Regions from separate parts of the Mus musculus genome. Here region 2 is linked to region 1. The links are chromatin loops, found by intact Hi-C in ENCODE. Cell type or tissue: left cerebral cortex. All regions are shown on one strand.

Evidence for each region. Hi-C counts contacts between places; a loop is a spot of excess contacts. Peaks named below come from ENCODE experiments on the same cell type or tissue, not always from the same donor. Only the 100,000 strongest peaks of a DNase experiment are listed, where the experiment ranks them.
Region 2: a loop joins it to region 1, with 4 times the contacts of the local background. A loop is called at or near these places in 7 of 42 quality-filtered maps.

What each region holds. Positions count from the first base shown.
Region 1 is chrX:164,393,887-164,401,886 of GRCm38, forward strand. It overlaps Vegfd (vascular endothelial growth factor D), which reads left to right. Exons shown (of 7, transcript NM_010216.2): 4 at 547-695; 5 at 2,047-2,147; 6 at 6,777-6,972. Among named protein-coding and RNA genes, the nearest start is that of Piga, 22 kb to the right of the region's middle. In left cerebral cortex, a CTCF peak has its summit at 4,809 (motif pointing left); DNase peaks (open chromatin) are centred at 3,000, 4,777, 6,531 and 6,835.
Region 2 is chrX:164,088,800-164,096,799 of GRCm38, forward strand. Cltrn (collectrin, amino acid transport regulator) reads left to right here and starts at 1,388. Exons shown (of 6, transcript NM_020626.2): 1 at 1,388-1,531; 2 at 1,890-1,948; 3 at 6,077-6,162. The coding sequence starts at 1,474. In left cerebral cortex, no CTCF peak of the experiment used is centred here; a DNase peak (open chromatin) is centred at 65.

The sequences.
Region 1 (8,000 bases):
CCATTTCATGGCTATACCATAAGCAAGACATAATAAATCTCACAAGGCATGCACAGTCCCAATTTGTACTATGTGGTGTCAGCTATCATCTTATTGGCCAAAACAAGTTTTATGGCCAAGCTCAATGCCAGGAGGTAGGAAATTGTCTGTCATCAATAGAAATGGTTTGGGAAGGGATGAGTAAGTAGTTTAAATAACAATCAAATCCACCCACGTCCCAAAGAACCACCAAAGATTTTATTTTGTTTATACTTACAATTTATATTCAATTTTAAAAACAAGAGCAGAGAGCAGGGATTTTTAAAGAACTTGAATGATAGTGAAAAGAACAGATTAGGAAAACACTTAGGAGAGCAAGCTGGATAAGGCCCCCTGTCTCCTGACTCCCGGCATTCCAAACCGCTTACTTACAATGACTAACTCTATTGCTCATGAATAACTTTGCTGAAGTCATTACCATAAAGGATAAGGGCAAAAATGCAGATGGTGGAAACTGAGAAAAGTATACAATAAAATTTACATCATGGTTCTCTTTCTTTGCTGCAGCTCTTTGAGATATCAGTGCCTCTGACATCAGTGCCCGAGTTAGTGCCTGTTAAAATTGCCAACCATACGGGTTGTAAGTGCTTGCCCACGGGCCCCCGCCATCCTTACTCAATTATCAGAAGATCCATTCAGACCCCAGAAGAAGATGAGTAAGCATTTCCTGGACTTGATAATGTCTGTTCTTGCTTTTGACAAAACTGCATGTACATTCCTTTACCCATTATACAGGCATCCTCAGAAAGACATGTGTTGCACATTTTCTGTTTTATGGAGCATTAAAAAACAAAAAGACATGAAAGTAGAAGGGGGGTTTTTAGGGAAAGGAAGCAGATGAAGAGGAGGAGGCAGAGAGGAAAAGAGAGGAGAAAAGTGCAGGTGAAGTATATTTTATGCATGCATGAATATGGTATGGTGAAAACCATTATTTTTTTACAATATACACTAATCAAAATGTTGAAGACACAAATAGAAAAAATATAAGTTGCAATTGCATTGTAATTGCAAAAATTACATTCTCTTCATTAAATTTTTTCATCTTCTGACTTTAAAACCAGATCTATTCATAGTATTTGACAAACACATTATTTTTTTACTAGGTGCTATATCTATATTACAGTAGGACCCAAAACCTTGAGGATCATGAACACAGCATGTTTGGATTCAGACACCTTCAGGGTTTTACTGTGGGTTTTTTTTTGTATGTTTGTTTTTTATTTTGATATTTTTGAGACAGGATCTCACTTTGTATCCCTGGCTGAACTGAAACTCACTCTGTAGACCAGGCTGCCCTTGAACTCTGCCTGTGCTTCCTGAGTGCTGGGATTTAAGATGTGCTGCCACATTGGCCCAACACCTTTGTTCTTAGAATGAGTGGCCGAATGCATTGTAAAACTGCTCCAGCCTCATAGCTACCATGTCTCCCCTCACTCCTGTGCAAACAGTGACTCTCATAAATCCAAGTTTAGTCTCTAAAGTTTCCCTAATAGAATATTTATAACTATAGAATTATTATGTCATAAGATGTCATTTCTAAATATAAAGTAAGCTCCATATTTTCTTTTGTTTGTTTGTGTCTATGTATGCATGTGTGTGGGTCTGCACATCTGTGCATGTGCCATTGGAGTCCAGGAGAAAGTGCTGGATCGTTTAGAGGAGGGATTCTAGGTGGTTGTGAGCCGATCCACATGGGTGTTGAGAACTGAACTCGGCCCCGTGGAAGAACAGTACTCATTCTGAGCTGCTGAACCGGCTCTTTAGCCCCAACGTTAAGGTCTTTACAACTCTTCTCACACAGTTGTAATTTTTTCACAGTCACCATGCCGTGAGAGACAAACATTTGTTCTCCTGTATCACTCTTAGAAACAAAATTTGAAAGCACTAACATGCTCCACACAGAATGTTTAGATTATTAGATATCAAATATTAAGAATGACTTAATATTCCCAAAGTAGGATTACTCTGAAAAACTTTTAAATCTGGTTCTTTGCTTTCTTTTCCTAGATGTCCTCATTCCAAGAAACTCTGTCCTATTGACATGCTGTGGGATAACACCAAATGTAAATGTGTTTTGCAAGACGAGACTCCACTGCCTGGGACAGAAGGTAAGGATGGCAGTAGTGAAGTACTAACCATACTGATAGAAGGAATACAACATTTAGCATGGCTGAGCATTCACTATGACCACGTGTATTAGTTTTCTGTGGTTGTGATAAAATATTGTGACCAAAAGCAACTTCCGGGAGGAAGAGCATATTTTGACTCATGTTTGAGGGTAACCCATCATAGTGGGGAAGGTATGTGAGCAGGCAGGCAGGGCGTCAGGAGCAGGAAACTGACCGGTCACATTTCATCTGCACTCAGGAAGCAAAGAGAAAACAGGAGCTAGAGTAAGGCTATAACCCTCCAAAGCCCGCCTCTAGTGACGTACTTCCTCCAGAAAGGCTTCGCCTCCTAAAGGTTCCATAACCTCCCCCAGACAACTGAGGGTCAAGCGTCTCAATCAAGGCACAACATCCCACAATGTTCACAACTCATGATCATCCCTCTTTACAAGCACACAGTGTCTACCCCGAGATATCTAGTAATTTCCTCACTCTCACACAGATAACAGTGCCAGAAGTGGTTGGATTTTAGAGCCTTCTCTGTTCGCTTCGCTGTTCATTCTCAAAGAAAAGTACAAAGTGGACAAAGCCCCCTAAAGCAGGTGTTATACTCTAATGAAAACTACTTTGGGGTGAAACTCATAGGTCATTTGGAACTTGGTTTCTTTCAACTGCACCATTTGAAAGCAAGCAAATACTCTGGGAAAAAAATAAAGGAAAGAAGGAGGACACGTGGGAACATTTGTCTGTAACTGGAACACATCATGCTCCTGGGCTAAGCCAAATAGGGAATTGCTAGCCTGTCATTCCATCTCCCGATCTGTTAAAGCTCTGAATCCTGGCATGAACATATGGTTGAACAAACATGATGGTTTACTTTTTTTAAAATTTATTTCCACACATGTGACTTGGTTCCACTGAAAACTATCACAGGGGACCATGCAACGTGAACGTTGCTTGTTTTAAACTCTGATCTCCTAGCAAGAATAGCAAGGATCCAGAGCCATAGAATCTGTCTGAAATGTCAAGCTCTTAGTGCTCTTGTCCTCAGGTTCCAGTTCTCGGCACCAGTGTAAGAGCTCAAACTAGGATGGGAGGTAAAATATTTTTGAAGTTATCTAGCCAAAGGCTCACACACATATAGTTTCAACACAGACACAACAAAGTAAAGGGTGACAATTGAGGCAGCATGACACAATGCAGTTGCTAAATCACCATCAGCCAATCCTGCGTGGAGTCGAAGCCAAGGAGTTCCCTGGGGGGGGGGCACCTCAAATAAACAGGTTGGGCCCTACAGACTTGAGGAGGGGTCATAACCTGGGTGGGGCATTTTCTTTCAGGGGGATGTTAATTCCTGGGGAAGACTCACTAGGTAGGTTCATACATTGAGGATGGAAAGAGAGATGTGCTCTGAGCAGGGCTTAGGTGAGAAAGCAAAAACCCAGTGCTGGGAAAGGTTAGTGGGGGAACACATTGGTTACTTTTTAGGTGCTGTAATAAAATATCTGACAAAAGCAATGGAGAGGAAAAAAGAAGGAATGAAGAAGGAAGGTGAGGGATGGAGGGAGGGAGGGCGGGCGGGCGGGCTCATTTTGCCTTTCACTTTGATACAGAACAGTCCATCATGCTGGGAATGGTCTGGCAGCAGGAGCAGTGCTGATCACTTTGTATCTCCAGCCAGGAAGCAGACAAGCTCCTATCTATCAGCATTTCCAGTTCCCCTCCCTCCTTCGGTTCAGTCTGACTGCCCAGCCCATGTGTACAGTGGGTCTTCCTCAATTCATCTTCTCTGGTAGTATGCTCATAGGCACACCAAGAGCTGAAAGTACTAGAGTCCTGTAAAGTCAGCAATGAAGGTTAACCTTACTATGGGCACACATACATACTGAGGGGAAGGGGTAGATTTGAAGGGATGAAGCTGGGGATACTTGCATGATTGGAGTGAAAGAGGTGATCTTTTAGACAAATGAAAACCACCCAAATGCTTCAAGAAAGACAGTGGTAACACCCATTGGGAATGTAGAAAGATCCAGCCAGCAACTGTGTGGAAGAGAGTGAGTTGCTTTGAGCAGAACATGGGGCAGGGAACCTTTGGGGGAAGCTGTAACAGTGGTGGAGGTGAGGGAGGACGGAGGGTGTGGATTGCAGCTCAGTTACTTTTAGTTCTCACCACTCCTAACGTTCTCATGTGCCAAAGTTCCCATCTGCTTCTCCAGTGGTCCCATTCTGCCCATGACACATTACTTTCTGTGTACTAAACACCTTTTCTGCATACAAAGATATTGAGCTAAGTTCCTTGTCTACAGTCATCTATTCTCCAAATGAATGCAGTTGATGCAAGTCCGACTCAGTTTCATTGCTGTAATGAATAAGACATAATAATAGTAGTGAATGGAACAAGGCTGAGGACAGGATACATTGGTAATCCAGAGTCGATGTCCCTAGGTATGAACACCAATATGAAATACTTCGAGGTGTCAGCCCCAGTTAGTTGCTGTTTAACCTAGTTCTCCTACATCCAGTCTCTGTTCCCTTTAACTTGCTAAGGACCTATGTTCTGCTTCTGCCACATACTGTGCTGAATTCCTCAGGATTGTGTTCCACCTAAACTACTCTGTGGGGCCAATAGAGAGTTTTCTTGTGAGTCTTTGCTGCCACCTTGTGCTCAATATGAACCCTTGACTGTTTTTCAGTTATCAAGCCTTCCTTGTCTTGCCCTACATTGACATTTGCCTCAGGGATTTATAACGTATGTAGCTCATCTATGTCCTGGTCATGAGATTCAAAATGGACTCTTTGTCTAAATATGTGCCAATTAAAGAGCAGTCAAAACCAGGAGACCGGATCATGAGAGATTGCCATTTTGGGGAGAGGTGGCGGGGCAGGGGGTGGATAAGAGAGGGCTAAGAATGAGCATGAAAGTTTTTTTAAGGTCAAGATCATGGAAGATCTTTTATATCCTGATGTAAAATTTGGCCTTTTGTGTGTGGAGGAAGATTTAAGACACTTAAAGCGTAGCCAGGCATGGTGGCTCACATCTTTAATCACAGCATTGAGGAAACAGAAACAGGTGTATCTCTATGAGTTCAAGGCCAGCCTGGTCTACATAGCAAGACCCAGGAATAGCCAGGGCTACATAATAAGACCTTGTCTCAAAAAATAAATGAATAAAAGTACATGTAAAGCTTTGGTGGTGATAGGGATTAGGTTTGCATTTGATAGTCATGTGAGGGAAAGACTGAAGGGGTGCACAGTGTGGTTGTGATGTGAGCGGCAGCCACCAACACAAGAAATACCAGGTACTGGGTGAATTGTGACCGAGGCAGTGTCATGGAGAAGAGAGGGCATGAACAAGGGACAGGGTGGAAACCCTGACTACAAGATCTAGTGGACAATGGTGCCAGCCCCCAAATGAGGCTAACTGAACAAGAAGCAGGTTTGGGGAAGAGATATTCATTTTCTTCCAAAACCTGCATGAATGCTGAGATTAAAAGTGCACGGGCTTCCAAAATTTTCACCTTCTCCACTAATTGTTTGCTTTTGCTTTCTGTTGGAGACAGACTCTTAGGAGTTCCAGTCTAGCCTTAAATTCAATATGTAGCAGAGGATGACCTTGGACTTTCAATCCTTCTGCCTCTACCTCTGGAGTGAGTGCTAGAATTACAATCATGTGTCACCACACCCAGTCTAGGAGCCACAGGAGACTGAACCCAAAACTTCTCATGGACTCTAAGCAAGCATTCTCTACCCAGAAAGCCACGCCTCCTAGCCTGTCTCTTACTCTTTTTGCAATGTATTTCAGTTCACTGATCGAGATCAGACCAGAGTTCATTGTTACCTTTATATGTTTCTTACAAGTGTGGTGATCTAAGATGAGGGAATGCATCATTAGATATCTGGAAATTCTGAGGAAAACATTTCTACAGCATTAGTACTTCCGGTTCCCACACTTTTAAAATACTGGAGAGCACTGCATTCATACTTATAGGCAGCCTATATCTTGCTATCTTGTCATTACTGGCTGGTTACATAGGTTAGATAGATAGATAGATAGATAGATAGATAGATAGATAGATAGATAGATGATAGATAGATAGATAGATAGATAGATAGATAGATAGATAGATAGATAGATAGATTTTTAATTCATGTGTATGAGTGTTTTTTGCCTGCATTGCTTTTACATGGTGTGCACAAAATGCCCGTGCAGGCCAGAAGAATGCAACAGCCACCCTCCACTCCCAACCCCCACCCCTAGATTTCAGTTATGGGCAGTTTTAAATTGCCGTGTGGGTGTTAAGAACCAAACCTGAGTCCTCCGCCGGAGTAGGGAGTTCTCTTAACCCTTGAGCAATCTCTCCAGCACAGAAGTTTATATTTTTAACTGGTCAGTCACCACCATAAAAATCTGTCAGAAACATTCACCATATGGTGTTTTTTAAATTTAAAACCTACGAAAACACATGAGTTCTATGCTGATGTTATAAAATCACAGATGGATCTTTTTCACCCTGTGGAAATATTAAGGTTAAAAAACTTATAGACAAGGAGATTGGGAGGTTCCAAGTTTTACTGGGAAGATGGACAACTTGCAATTAATTTGGATCATCACTTTCCTATTTCTTTTAGACCACTCTTACCTCCAGGAACCCACTCTCTGTGGACCGCACATGACGTTTGATGAAGATCGCTGTGAGTGCGTCTGTAAAGCACCATGTCCGGGAGATCTCATTCAGCACCCGGAAAACTGCAGTTGCTTTGAGTGCAAAGAAAGTCTGGAGAGCTGCTGCCAAAAGCACAAGATTTTTCACCCAGACACCTGCAGGTCAATGGTCTTTTCGCTTTCCCCTTAACTTGGTTTACTGATGACATTTAAAGGACATACTAATCTGATCTGTTCAGGCTCTTTTCTCTCAGAGTCCAAGCACACTCTTACAAAAAAAAAAAAAAAAAAAAAAAAAAAAAAAAAAGGAACACAGACGTTTGGCATCTAAGAAATATGTGGAAGTATCTATAGAGTGATGATTAAATTGCTTTGTTTCAAAACAGGGTCTCACGAATTACAGACCTGTACTGCCATGCCTGCCATTACACTGTCATGAGTGGGAATAAAAGAAGTCACTGGCATTTAAACAGCAGGGTTAAGGGAGTGTTCTCTCTCTCTCTCTCTCTCTCTCTCTCTCTCTCTCTCTCTCTCTCCCCCTCCCCTCCCCTTCCCTCCCCCTCCCCCTCCCCCTCCCCCTCTTCCTCTCCCTATCCCTCTTTCTCTCTCTGTAGGCAAGAAACTTATGGATGACTATAACCTTTGGAAGCCATTGATTGGATTTTGATCAGTTTCCAAATCTACCCAAACTAACCACTGAGATTTTTTTTAGAAATTAATTCAATTTGTCCCTTGACAATTTCATACACGTATAAAATGCGTTTCTAATTACCTTTACTCCTACACTCTCAACCCTAGCCTATTCCTGTCAACTCATTTCCTCCTTGCTCATCTTTCCCACAACTGAAGAAAGTGACTCCCTCATCTTCCAGATTCCACCAGTAGCCTACATCTCCTTGCCCCCACCCCTGATGAGTCCCCCCCCCCAAAATGCATAATTAACTGTTGAGAAGTTTGGCCTTGTGTAGGCCTAGGGCAGATCATCACAGCTGTGTGAGTTTCCGCTTGCAAAGTCTGCAGCATGCCTAGAAGATGGGTGTTTGCTCATCCTTCTCTCCATCTTTTGATTCTTACATTTTCCCCAGCTCCTCTTCTGCTGTGCCCCCAAGCTTCACGGGAGGTGATATCAACATCTTTGTTAGGGCTGAAACCTTAGCCAGTATAGTGCCCACATAGAATATTGCATTTAT
Region 2 (8,000 bases), 310 kb before region 1:
CTCTGGGAAATTTCCATTGCATTTAACAGTGACATTGCTAGAGTGGCTGGCCTGGCTTGGCTGCCTCTTCCTCTGGGACAGCTTTTCTTCTCTCAACATCCCTGGTGCCAAGGTGGAGAAATGGTGGGTATCGCTCGACCTCCCTTGGGTGGGTCGAGCTGACAGAAGAGAGCCATCTCCAACATACCCTGCCCCCACCGTGTCTCTCAGTGGAACAGACATGCCCCTGCTCATAGCTTCCTCCTTGTTGCTTCAAAACCCAAATAAATGTCCTACTGAACATCAGAGTCATCCAGGCTCATCTTCCCACTCAGGACTTTCCAGGAAGGAACTGCCACGAGGGAGAGGAAAGCCCAGGCCTAGGCCCCAAGGAACTTCTATTGCCATGGTTGGTGGGATGCCCACTGGGGGAGAGCCTTCATCCCACTATCTTAGACCTCAGAGTATCTCAGGGGTTGGTTTTAATTTCAGTTTTGACCTCTTAGGACCAGAGACTCAGTGTAATGGTGATAAGCTTGAAGCTAAGTCAGGGTAGCTGGGAAAGGGACATTCTCCTCATGTCATTGCACCCAATGACTTTAACGCTCAGTCCTTGGATACCCCACATGTGAGACGGTTGTAACCACTGTAAGGATTTGAGAAATAATCAGGGAGCCTAGCTCACAGTAAGTAGTTCTTAGTCATTGTTAAATAGTTGCGCTGAACAATGTTGTCACTAGCACTGTGTAGCAACTTAACTAAATGACAGGTTCTTAGCAGTTCTAGCCCCTTTTAAAGGGTTAGCATTCATTTCTTCCTAGTGGCACCAGGACAGAGCACTGTTCAGGGAAGGTATCACCATCACCATCACCATCACCATCGTCATCACCATCACCATCGTCATCACCCAATGATCATCATCTCCAGCGTGAGGCTTTATATCATTAATGTTGAGTTTTAGACAGTAGCCAGATCTTAGAGTTTAACCTAGCCATCCTCTAGTTGGGAATTGTTAACCAACCAACAGTCTAGGAAGTCTTGTTCCCTTTACTCTCCAGAGGTGAAAAAGGAGTTATATTTGTTTCCTAAGTATGGTAGCCTGTCTTTGAATCAGATTGGTTAGCCTGAAAGGGCACAAAGATTATGCCAAAGAAAACTCCATGCTCTCCACGTTTAGCTTAACCAAACAACTACAGGAGGCAGGTGGGAGGCTTCTGATTGTGTCAGCTCAGGAAACATTCTTATGAGGTAGAGTTTGAGGAAGAACCCACTAACCTGCTTCTCAAATAGATTTTCGTAAATAACTGACAGGGGATGGTTCGCTTCTATGGACGTATTAACCCAACTGATGGGCGTTAATTATTAAACCTTTTAGATGGTGGCTCGCTGATTTCTCCGATACCCTAATCCGGGTCACAGAATGGTTAAAGCAGCTTTAAGTAGAGAGTGGATTATTTTCCCCTCAGTTTGTCTTCTGTTTGCGGCTCTGAAAGAATGTTGTGGGCGCTCTTTTTCCTGGTGACTACTATTCACGCTGAACTCTGCCATCCAGGTACGTAGCCTTGAAGCTTAAAAAATAAATTAACAGATTCCTGAATGCTTGAAAAGTCATAGAGTGGAGAAAAAAAAAAAGAATGATTTTTTTTTCCTAAGTCTTTGGACATGTGGCTTGAAAGTTGAACCAGTGACTCTTAGCAATCGGAAGGGAAAATGGGGGTGATTTCATAGGCTTTTTTTTTCTTTTAAGTTGCAGGGGCACTAGTACAGATCAATTGTAGTTCTTTGTTATGTTCATCTGGGCTGTGTTAAACATTAGGGTTTATCAGGCTCCGTTTTCTCACAGTTTATCCTAATTTACTGCTCTTTGTTGTCCCCCCCCTCCCTTTTCTTTTTCCCCCTCTCTCTGGCAGATGCAGAAAATGCCTTTAAAGTAAGACTTAGCATCAGAGCAGCTCTTGGAGATAAAGCAGTAAGTAGAACACCTGCTGGCTCATTTCAAGTTTTGTTTTCCAATAGCTCTGGGCTTTTCTCAAATAGATGGCTTCTGAGTCTTCAAGTCTGATCTTTTGCCAAAGCTAGATTACAGTAACATGGGAGTCACTGATAGAATGAGTTTTCTTAAAGTACACAATCAGTACTGAGTGATTGAAAATACATGGGGAAATTGTGTTATGGAAAACAGCTTTGAAAGCTTGAAAGACTCAGTCCAGCAACATAGAGCAAAGTGGGCTGTCTGGTCTGATGTAGATGTGTTTGTCTAGGTAAAGTCTGCCCTCCACTATCATGGGCATCTAAATGTTATCAGTCTGTTTTCTAGTTCTCAGAAAGAAAGACTGGTGCTACCAATTTATTTCATAGTACAAAATTATCCAGTTCTATGTGAAGCTTCAATTCTTCCCATCTATGAAGGTGACAGTACGGAGATTGTGCTTGAAATAATAGAAGTTTAAGATCCTCAGAGTCTATAGGGGGTGAAGAGTAGGAAAGATCACTGAATTAAGGAGATGCTATTGTCTAACTTTAGTGTCAGTGTCCTAGTATGCTCTGCATTAAAAAAAAAAGACCAGTAGGTGATATTAATGCCTCATACCACAAAAAAAACAAACAAAACCCAGATTGCTAAAGGGATTTGAAAGTATTCTACTTGCTAACTAATCAGCTGCCAGAGTTTTCATTATTCGTCTGATAAGTAATAGTTGTTATAGCATATAAAATAAACCTTTATCAAATCATTATTTATTTATTACTTCTTTGTGGAGGCTCTTCTAAACACTAAACTCCTATCAGCTTCTGAGCCCTTCCCCTTTGAGTACAGGTATATCCATTCTGACTGGATGAGTGAAAACATACAGGCCCAGACACATACGCGACTCTTTGAAGATCTCAAGTCAGTAAATGGCAGGAGAGTCAGACCCAGCGAGTTTGACTGCAGAGACCCTGCTCCCAGCCAGGGTATAAAATCTCTTATCACAGGATCTTTAGATTTGCCTGCATGTTAGGGATGTGATGGCAGCTAACACTGGGCTTGTCTGTTCCCTGCGGAACTTATAATAGTGAGAGTCAGCTGTGTGTCAAATAGTGAGTAAAGCAAATACGATGTGCAGTCTTAAGAAGCATTACAGGAAGGAGAAGTATACTGGTCTCTGGCCTCAGCAGGAGCCTCTGTCCCAGGCACTTCTGCAATGTCTAATGTAACCATGAAGAGACACAGAACAGAGAAGGAGGGAAGGATGGCAGAGGGCTGTCACATGTGAGCATAACAAGAATCTCCAGGAGCTCGGTGACCCTGAAGGATGGAAAGAAGACCAGGATGTCTGGAACAGAAGCTGTGAGGAAGAACACGACATTGAGGACCTTGAAAAAGGGGGACTGCATGGGAAATGTGTTTCATGCGGGCAGTGGGTGGGAGGGAGGTTGTTTCAAGACAAAGGAACTGTTTAAACCATCAAATGCTGGTGAGAGGCCAAGATCATTCTGTGAAGGCTGAGGAGGTTAGCAGGAGCTGTTTTTGCAAAGATGGAGAAGGAAAAAGTCAGATATTGGAGAGGGGGATAAAATAAGCAGGGTAAGTTGGGGGTGAACATGCAGAAGTATAGGTCACTCCTATAAATCCTTTGGATTGGTCTGGAGGCTGCTGAGTCAGGAGACTTGGGCTGTACTTCAGCTGGGAGAATACTTGCCAAGCATGTGTGAGGCCCTGAGTTCCATCTCTAACACCCCATAAGCCAGGCCTGCTAGCAGTTAGGAGATGGAGGCAGAAGGATCAGAAGTTCACGGTCCTTCTTCATTACCCACTTAGCCTGTGATAATAAGACCCCGAGAGGGGGAGGGAGAGGGAGGTCTGGCTCTGAAAGGTTGGAGAGAGCTAGCAGTCGGAAGATGGAGCAAAACCACAGGTTTTTACTGTTGGTTTAGTGGAAACAAGTTGAGCATGAGTAAAAGTCAGCGGACAGACTCCAACTGGCCTTGAGTACTCAGAAGAAACTGATGCGGTTTCAAGTCTGGGAAGGGAGGAGCAGAGGCATTCCCAGCACACTTGTGGGGATTAGCCTTTATCAGGAGACAAATGTCTGGCACTTGAGGAGAGGAAGTGCTTAGGAAGTACAGTGGTGGAAGGTTTGTTTCTTTGCCTTGGGAGGTCAAGGGAGGTTAAATCGCTAACTTGAGACTTTTATCTCTAAATTACAAACTCAGGGGTGAAGGATTAAGCTCACTGGTGGAGAGCTTGCAAGGGAAAGTCCCTGGGTTCAGACTTCTGCTTTGGATGTTGGAGTGAGTATAAAACCAAAAGCATCCACTGAGAGCTGAGGTGGAAGAAAAAGTATTATGATGAGGTGGGGAACTGTCGGAAGTTTGAAGCCATCTTGGGACAGACAATTGTCTTGAGACAAAGAACTTATGGAGAATGCTAAGAGGCGAGCAGGGAATTTGAGGGTCAGGCATCATGAATTTAAAATTAAACAAGTCCCATTTTTGTGACTCTCTTGTTACTTTTGACTATTCAACTAAAATGTGAGGTTTCAGTGTTCTTCGATGCAAGCAGAAAGTAAAATGACCTGGGAGACTCGAGGACTTGGTAGAAGTGTTATTCAAATGAGGAAGCAAGGAATATGAGATGACAGATAAATACATGCAGTTGATATGCACTGTGTGGTCCATGAAGCCACAACTGTTCTCTAACAATACATTCAGTTGTCTATACTTATACTGTCTGTATGTTAGATACCTGGACAACAGGTACATAAAGTACTATGAGCCTTCTTGTCTATGTCTCTTCCGTGCTATTTTGGTCTGTGGGTATTAAGCCAGGACTGTATCTCTGAGCAACACGTTCCTTATCATTCTTTAGTTGTGTACATTTTTTATTACTATACATTTTTTCCTAGAAACTACTCGGAAATACTTTGAAAGCCATAGTAGAAATGTGACGTGACTGCTAGACACACCGACTTTTAGTCTTGCCTTCAACTCAAGTTAGTTCTCTCTGCTCAATTCCCAACACAAAGCAGCACTAGTTAGTGTTTTCCAGCTCTCAGGAGCTTTATTCTGTGGCCTAAGCCACACTCCTGCTGGGAGAGCTCTGCTCATCTTGTAAAAGGAACTAAGGTATCCTTACTAAGATCCCAAATGCAACTTAAAGCCATGCTCTGGCAAGTTCTGGTTGACATTGTCATTTTTGTTTGCTACACTGGCATTCTCATTTATATTTGAGCAGGCTCCTTCCCTGTCTCCACATCACAACAAGGCTTCCCTGTGCGCGCGCGCGCGCACACACACACACACAGAGGGATGTGTATACGTGTATACTCATTTGTAATATTGTATATAAAATTACATATACATGTAATACATATGTATACTTATTTTTAAAATTAATATTTAGTTTTGTGTGTGTCCATAGAGATCAGAAGAGGGTGTCAGATACTCTAGTGTTGGAGTTACAGGTGATTATGAGCCACCTGATATGGATGCTGGGAACTGAACTCAGGTCCTCTGTAATAACAGTATGTGCTCTTACCTGCTGAGCTATCTACCTAGTCCTATATGTATAGTTTTTTATTAGACAAGCTCTCAATATGCAGTTCTGGCTGGCCTGGAACTCTTTATATATACCAGGCTGGTCCAGCCTTGAGCTTGTCTCGACTCTCTTACCCCACCCTCCTGGGTGTTAAGGTTATTTATTGTAAGCTTGGACTCTGAAACTACTTAGGAAAGAATATCTATCTATCTATCTATCTATCTATCTATCTATCTATCTATCTATCTATATCTATATCTATATATATATACACCCTTCATGTATAGAGAAGGTAACCAGGGGATAAATTTTCTGCTGTTGTTTAGGATCATTTATTTTTCAGCACTCTAAGAAAGAAAGAACAGTTATGATAAAATATGTGTTTCTATCTCAGTATGAGCCTGGTTCTTAACAATACTCTCATGAGGTGCTAGAATGAGGTGTGAGTTGTCATGATCCCTGCTTTGTGAGAAACATATGGAGGTGGGTGAGAAAGAGGAGGAGGAGGAGGGTGATGGAACATACCATCAAATGGACTCTTTCCTATCCCATTCATCCCGACTTTCCCTTTTCTTTCAGTATGTCTGGGACACGGATCAAGAATACCTCTTCAGAGCAATGGTGGCATTCTCCATGAGAAAAGTTCCCAACAGAGAAGCAACAGAGTAAGCTGACAGCACGAAATCTCAAGTGCCTGTTTGAGATAATACATTATTTCAATTTCCTATGTTGAATATGATCTAGTACCCTCCCCTGATTTAAGGGACCAGCAGTTTTCTTTTTAATTTTTATTATTATTTATTTACTTATTTTGTGTGTGTGTAGGTGTGTGTATGTCTACATGTGTGCATACACACACACACATCATGACATGCAAGTGGAAGTCAGGACATCTTGTGGGAGGTTAATTCTTTCCTTCTGTGACGTGGGTTCAGGGGATGAAATTCAGGCCCTCGGGTTTGGCAGCAACTGTCTCTACCCACTGAACCATCTTTCCAGCCCTTGCTTTGCTTAGTAACTTTCTATGTAAACTTGCTTGTCCTGGAACTTGCTGTGTAACCCAGGCTGGTTTGGAACTTGTGATGATCCTTCTGCCTCAGCCATTCAAGTGCTGGGGTAGCAGGCATGAGATACCATGACCAGCCTGGAACCTGCATATTTATGGAACACTTAAACATTCACAGTAGAGCTCAGCTTACAATTTCTATCATATTCCCTTTGTTCAGTGGTTAGGTAATATGACTATCAATGGCCATGATCAAAATTATATTTACATCTTTTATGTCCTAAGCTTTCCATGTTTCCATTGTAATTTTTCTTGCAGAGAGCTAGGTAATATCAAAGAAATCTATTCTCTAAAAAGTAACCAAAATATGGGCCCCACATTGATATATATCTTGTTAATTTTCTTAAAATCACTTAGTACAAAGTTTTAATTTTTTTTTTTTTTTTTGTTGAGACAGGGTCTCATGATGTAGCCTTGGCTGTCCTGGAGCTATGTAGACCAGGCTGGTGTGGAACTCACAGAGATCTGCCTGCCCTGTCTCTCTGCAGTTAAAGGTGCTTGCTACCATGCCTGGGCCATTTTTAACAGTTTTATATTTGTTCCCTACTCTCCTGCATGTATCTTCTCTATTTGTAGAGATTCTGTCCTTTTCTATTTGTGATTATGTTACCACTCCTGGTGGCTCTCTACTCCCTCTCCAGTGCCTCCAGCAGGAGGTGAAATGACTGGTGGGCTGGATAAAGCGTCTTCAAGCAAGCTTGCCCTATCTGCTCCCACCAGGCTCTCCTGGTGCTGCTTCCTAGTAGAACTTCCAAGTACGAGCAGGCTGTATTTGCTCTGTACAGTTAAGGAGCACTTAGATTGGAAGTTTCCATATTGTACAGCCTGCTATGTATTCCCCAAACACAGGATACCTATCTCAATTCAGCTCTACCAAAGACAGTTACGGTTGAACTTAGTTCATTTCAGGATTGGTGGTGGTGGTGGCGTAAGACAGTCTCATGTGGTCCAAGCTGGCCTTCAATTCATTATGTAGCTAAAGATGGTCTTGAAATCCTGATCCTTCTGTCTCAGCATCCTGAGTACTGGGAATGACAGGCATGTATCACCCTCTTCTGGTTTAATTTTGGGATTTTTTTATGATTGGGAGGAAAAATTTGCCTGGGGATTAAATAGTCTCCAACCAGTCCTTTTATCTCCAAGTCCTAAGTGCTTTACTAAAGAGTGACTTTTGCAATAATTCAGAGCCCAGAGAAGAGGATAACTATCAGTTGATTTCCCTCAGATTCCCAATATCTGATGTGAGCATAAAAAATAAAAAAGGAAAAGGAATCCGGGTGTGATGGTACACACCTTTTAATGGCAGTTTTCCAGAGGTGGGACTGAGTGTCTGAGGCTAGCCTGGTCTACAAAGTGAGTTCTAGGTCAACTAGGCCTACATAGTGAAACATTATTTCAGTGTGTGTGTGTGTGTGCATGTGTGTATGTGTGTGTGTG